Linked DNA regions of Homo sapiens: region 2 is linked to region 1. The links are chromatin loops, found by intact Hi-C in ENCODE. Cell type or tissue: CD4-positive, alpha-beta T cell. All regions are shown on one strand. Each heading gives the region's core, and the rest is flanking DNA. Links, peaks and the distances in the headings are about the cores only. Region 1 overlaps LOC105375463 (a long non-coding RNA gene). Region 2 overlaps TES (testin LIM domain protein).

Region 1 (2,928 bases), core at 263-2,762:
ACTTGGCAAGAGTGTCAGGACAAAAGCCTATAGCTACCCACTCACAAGGAGGCTTCTTAGATGCTCAGTGGTGGGAGTAAGATAGGACGAAGGTGTGAGCCAATTGCCTGAATGAAAAGGGTATACTGTGTTACTATCAGTCATAGTTGCAGAGTTTTAAAGAAAGGTTTAAAGCACCACAAAGCCCTTTGAGTTTTGAGCTATTGCTGGTAGTACTGGAATGAACAATTTTGTTCTATTAAGTGCTTACGCTTCACCCCAAGCACAGTAGTCTGTCTATTCCCAGTTTCATCTGGCTATTATGTGCTCAGAAATACTAACATCATATTTACAGTTGATTTGTAAGCTTCTGAAATTCTCTTTCACTGCCTGCCCTGATTGCCCAATCACCTCTGCCCTTGATCATGGTCTGCTTCTACTAACACAACATCTGCCTCCCTGGGGTGGTCTGCTCCAGGTCTGAGTCTTTCGGCAAATATTTATTAAACAAGTGCAAGAACCCAGACCCTTTGCTGGTTGCTAAGGACGCAGAGTTAAATAACAAGAGTCCTTCCCTTTTAGTTACCCATAGTCTAGTGATATTAAACAAAGATCTACTTTCTCTTGACAAATTCCTTAATAATGAGAAGGTTAAAAATAAAAGTTTTAGTAATTAAATGAAGCAAAGAAAAAGCAGAAGACAAAAAAAGATGAGACAGCGTAAGATGAGAAGAGCCTTTGCTATTCTGGCTGTTCTCACAGGTTATTTCCTAACTGAAAGGCTCCTCTCCTTTCAGAAGTTTGGCTTCTCCACCTACTGCTTCAATGCTATTGTTCTAAAAATACAAATTATTTCTTCCCCGTTCATGCTCTTTTCTTAGCAAAAACATCCCAATTACAAGCCCTCAAAGGAGGCAGCTCCATTATTATAGGGGCCATGACAACAACCAATTGCACCAGAAGTGGAAAAGTGATGCAATTCAGGTTCATCGGAATGCAGGATCTTGGGAATTTGACATTGACACACCTATGTCAGGTAACAGTGATGAGCTCACAATGAGGTCATGTAGAGTCCAAGCTGAAATCAAAGCCATAGTGGGCCCAAACCACATGAAAACTAAAATAGTGAGGGAAGCAGAGGGACTGAGATGGAGAATCTTAATCTTCAAAGCAAGGAAAAATAAGAGGAAGGGGTGTAGGGAGAAGAGAGAGAAAGGGAGAGAGAGAGAGAGAGAGACAGAGAGAAGAGAGAGACACACAGAGAGATGTTCATATGAAATGCAAAGCAATGGAAAGGCATTAGATTAGGAATCATGGTTTCAATTGTCAGCTTTTCCTTGACTTTCACAGATCATTTTTTCCTTTGTGCTCTAAGTCCTCTTGAAGGGCACTTGGAAGAAAATAAAATTTCGGCCATGGAATGGAAATCTAGCTATAGGTTTCTACTTATATTTCTGAGCACAAAATAAATCCACATTTCATGGAATTAACTTGGAGAATTTCCACATTGTATATGAGATCTGATCCTCCTAGAAATATTAAAAATTATTCTGGATGGATCAGAGTACTTACTAATGTGTAAACTGGTCAAGTTGCTCAACATCTCTAAGCCACCATTTCTTCATCTATAGAATGGGCATAAAAATATATTGTAAGGTTTCTGTAAGGATTAAGTGAAATAACATATGTAAAGTGCTTATCAGTGCCTGGCACTTGGTAAAGCACACTATAAATGCCAATCATTATTGGTAGTGACATTTCTAATAATGGTGTTATCAATATTATTTTTATAATCAAGTTCACTTTCACTGTCATTTCTTTACATCTTTCCTGTTTCCTGATACTTCCTGACCCCCAGCCTCCTATGGCTGATGACAGACATCTGTATCAGCTCTTTCACAGTGTCTATGCTCTGAAATTACCGGTTTTTCAATCATTTTACCTTTTCTTATTCCTCTAACCAACAACCCTATGCCCCCATCAACAATACCATTGTCTACGACTTCAACTATAACCTAAAATAGAAGCAATCCAACTAAAGGGCATAATTAATGTTAAAGCTCAAATATCTGAACTACTCAGGAGTATTGGCCTCTTTCAAATAATACTTGTTAAACCTTAAGCTGGAAAAATTTCAGAAAGTATAAATAATACATTTTTTTCTGCAAGACTTCTTAAAAACAGGAAAAGGCCAGAAAAGACTAAATCTGAATTGTTTTTAAAAATGAATTAAAATACATGTAATAGGCCATTTTACAGTAATTGATTTCTAATATTTATGAGCAATGCAATGCTCTGGGCTAGAAAATTTAACAGTTCTTGAAACTTAACTATTTCAGCTCTAAAACTTAAAAAAATAAAGTGGAGAGGAGCACTCCATTGTATTTTCTTGCAATCCTTTCTAAATTGCCACATGGGTAGGGAGGAGGTATTTTGAAAGAATGGAAAGATATAAAATATGTAGCCCCATTAGAAACAGAATTACATTCTGATTCTGACATTTATTTGCCTAGTGGCCGTAAGCAAAGTCTTTTACTGTCAGCTCCTCATGTTTTGAAATAGTGACAATATTATCTATTCAATGTAATATTTTTATTAGCATTTTGTATTTTATTATGGATATACAGACTGGCAAATACAACAGAAGTTAACTGTCATTTATTCAAGCAGTCAACTATGATAATATTGAAAGTAAACATATCTGGTAATTTGTTAGAATCTCTTTGATTAGACCAGATACAATGTAACTACATTCTACCTTCTTGAGTTCCAAGATGCTTTGTGATATTTGTGTGTAATATAGTACCAGAAATGTATCCTATATTTAATAAATGCTTACGATTTATGGATGTCGACCCAATGATTTCTTTATTTATTAGTAGCATTTATAATCTAGCACCTTTGTCAATGGGTAAGAACTTTTTTACTATAAAATTTTTAGTGGCAATG
Region 2 (2,928 bases), core at 267-2,766, 55 kb after region 1:
GGTCACCTTCTTTCATACTCAGTTTGCAGCAATAGCAGGACTGAAAGGGAAGCCATCCAGAACAACCTAGTCATTAGAAGACTGCCATTTCTTTTCTTTCTTTCTTTTTTTTTTTTTGAGACTGAGTCTCACTCTGTCGCCCAGGCTGGAGTCCAGTGGTGCTATCTCGGCTCATTGCAAGCTCCGCCTCCTGGGTTCACGCCGTTCTCCTGCCTCAGCCTCCCGAGTAGCTGGGACTACAGGCGCCTGCCACCACGCCCGGCTAATTTTTTTGTATTTTTAGTAGAGACGGGGTTTCACCGTGTTAGCCAGGATGGTCTCAATCTCCTGACCTCGTGATTCACCCGCCTCAGCCTCCCAAAGTGCTGGGATTACAGGCGTGAGCCACTGTGCCCAGCTAAGACTGCCATTTCTTATCATTGACTTCAGTAGAAATTCAGAGAAACAACTTTGAAGAGACATAATTTCTACTGAAATTACAAATTTGTCGATGTAGATAATAACGTATTAATAATTCTGTGAAATGGAATCTCAGCTTTCTCCCGGCTATTCAAATCTACTTCATTCACCCTGTGTGTAACAGGCATTATTTCCTGAATTAAGGTCACTTATGGAAAAAGGAAAATAGTAATTTTCAGGTCAATTTTAAGTAGATTCTCTAAAACTATCACCTCAGGGCTTATTAGTGCTCTTTTTTCAGGACTAAGCCTTATTGGTTGGTGTGCTAACTGGAGCTATGAGGAATATATTACAGCAGGTTTAGTTCTTATGTCTGTTCATCTGTGTCATAATTGCCTCCTACCATCAAGTCATTAGCAAAATACTTCAATTTCTCCCTTTAGAAGAGACTTAAAAAAAAGCTTCACTATATATCCACAAAAATTAAATTTAAGTTTGAATTTTAGGCACGTTCTCACAAGCAAAACTGAATTAACCTAAGCATATATTCCTATTTATGGGCAGCAGAGATAAGCAATTAATACCAACATTATGATTAGAAACAGACTATAGAATAATAATGCTGTCTTTGATCAGCATGCCAATACCAACTACTGTCTGTACATAAAACTCACTATCCACAATTATCCTTGATAATAAATACATAGAAAATTTGGCTTTAGACAGAAGTTTCAAACACGATGACCCTCTGTGGGAAGTCTAAACTGAATCTAAATCCTATTTATTCCCCATACTTATTCCCTTTTGGAAACTCAGAGGAATAGTCCCCAAAAAAGTTCAAAGTAAGGGAAAAAAATTCTGTAAAGTATACAAATCAGGCTAACAGTGTGACCACTCTACTTACATATTGAGTTCTTTTGTGCTCAGCAGATTTGTCCTCCATGGCCCCCACTGCTGCTGGGGTGCTTCTATCCCCTCCAGGAATGTTCATTTGTTTGGGGCCTTGGGCATCCATCTCACAGGGAAGTTTGACATCTCCTACTCCCAGAGCTTCGCTCTTATATTTCTTCACAAACTGCTCCATCTCCTTCACCTCTCTGGGAGACAACTCATGGCACTTTGAAGGGTCCTGGTCATGTGCAGGGAGCTGCTTTGCCAGCTGCTTCTTCCGGTACTGTGCCCCCTCTGAGCCTGCTACTGGCTGCTTTTCCTTGGGTAGCATCTGCATGTACTGCCTGGCCTGAACCACAAGGAGGCCAATGTTAACTGGGATTGGCCATTAGGCAGTGTGATGTTTCATAACACACATCAGAAGCAAGTTACTTAAGAAAGAAGTGGGTTCTATCCAATAGCAGCAACTCACCCTCACAGTATATTAAGAAGTTAAAACTCAAAAACGGTACACTAAATAGATTTAGTTGGGTAAAAAGTAACACTTTCTCTCCATGAAATTATATATTTTTTCAGTTTGTAAGATCTGAGTTACTACTGTTTACTTAAGCTAAATAAACAAATGTACAATTGAAAGAAAACATAAACTTTTAGGCAGACATGTTTGGAATGGTCTGTAGGACCAGGAACATTTTTATTACATAAAAAATGATATCGCAAAATTCACTTTAATGATTTAACTAACCTTAAAAGACTTCCAAATGTTTCATTTGGTTGTTATAATAGTGGAAGGAGCTTGATATAAAACTGTGATCTTTTTGGTCTTATATAGTATTAATAAAGGAAATGAAAAAAACACAAAGATAATGTTGAATATTTTTTTCAGTTCTAAACTATGACAAAAATTCTCTTCTTTACCATCTTAAGATAAATCCTCTCAAGACTAAGCTAGAAGAGTTACTAGATTGATATAAAACATCTGATTTCCATCTAATTATTAAGAACGTTAGACCATTCCCTCAAAAAGGTAAACATATCTAGGGAGTTGGAAAAATTTTATGAAGTATCTAGTCTTACATTCAAAAGACTAGAACAGGAATCAGAAGTCAAAGTAATGAGAACCCCGGAAGAATAACAGATCTGGGATGTGTGAAGTTGATTAGGTCATCAAAGAAACTGCCCCAAATAAATACTCCAGGAACTTCAATAAAGAAACTCTCTGTTCCATATCATTTACCAATGCTTGATTCTGGACAGGAGGAGCCCACTCATAGGTAACTGTATTGATGGAGACATTCTTCTTGGCAGCAACTGGATTCGTCAATATCATAACATTGCGTTTATACATGGGAATTCCATCTGACTTTAGTTTTGCAATCAGAGTGGTATACTTGGTGTCTTCAAAAAGTTTTCCCACTTTTCGATCCTCTTCATTGCTCAAGAGGACATCATGCTCTTCTTGGCCACACTTGCAGTTACGACATATTTTTCTATAATTTTGAAAATAAGTAGAAAATGATTAATTGTACCTAATTGATATTTATGTTCATACATTTATAGTTCATAAAATACTTTTAGGCCTATTCTATATCATGGTATGCAAAGGCAAGTCCTTTTTTAGGAGGGAGAATAAGTATC

What was found. Peaks named below come from ENCODE experiments on the same cell type or tissue, not always from the same donor. Only the 100,000 strongest peaks of a DNase experiment are listed, where the experiment ranks them.
Region 2: a loop joins it to region 1, with 4 times the contacts of the local background. A loop is called at or near these places in 3 of 110 quality-filtered maps.

What each region holds. Positions count from the first base shown.
Region 1 is chr7:116,303,746-116,306,673 of GRCh38, reverse strand. All of the region lies in intron 3 of LOC105375463 (a long non-coding RNA gene), which reads right to left. Among named protein-coding and RNA genes, the nearest start is that of TES, 95 kb to the right of the region's middle. In CD4-positive, alpha-beta T cell, for the core only: no CTCF peak of the experiment used is centred there; no DNase peak of the experiment used is centred there.
Region 2 is chr7:116,248,872-116,251,799 of GRCh38, reverse strand. TES (testin LIM domain protein) reads right to left here. Exons shown (of 7, transcript NM_015641.4): 3 at 2,528-2,780; 4 at 1,304-1,639; 5 at 1-40. All of the region lies in intron 1 of LOC124901730 (a long non-coding RNA gene), which reads left to right. Among named protein-coding and RNA genes, the nearest start is that of TES, 40 kb to the right of the region's middle. In CD4-positive, alpha-beta T cell, for the core only: no CTCF peak of the experiment used is centred there; a DNase peak (open chromatin) is centred at 1,649.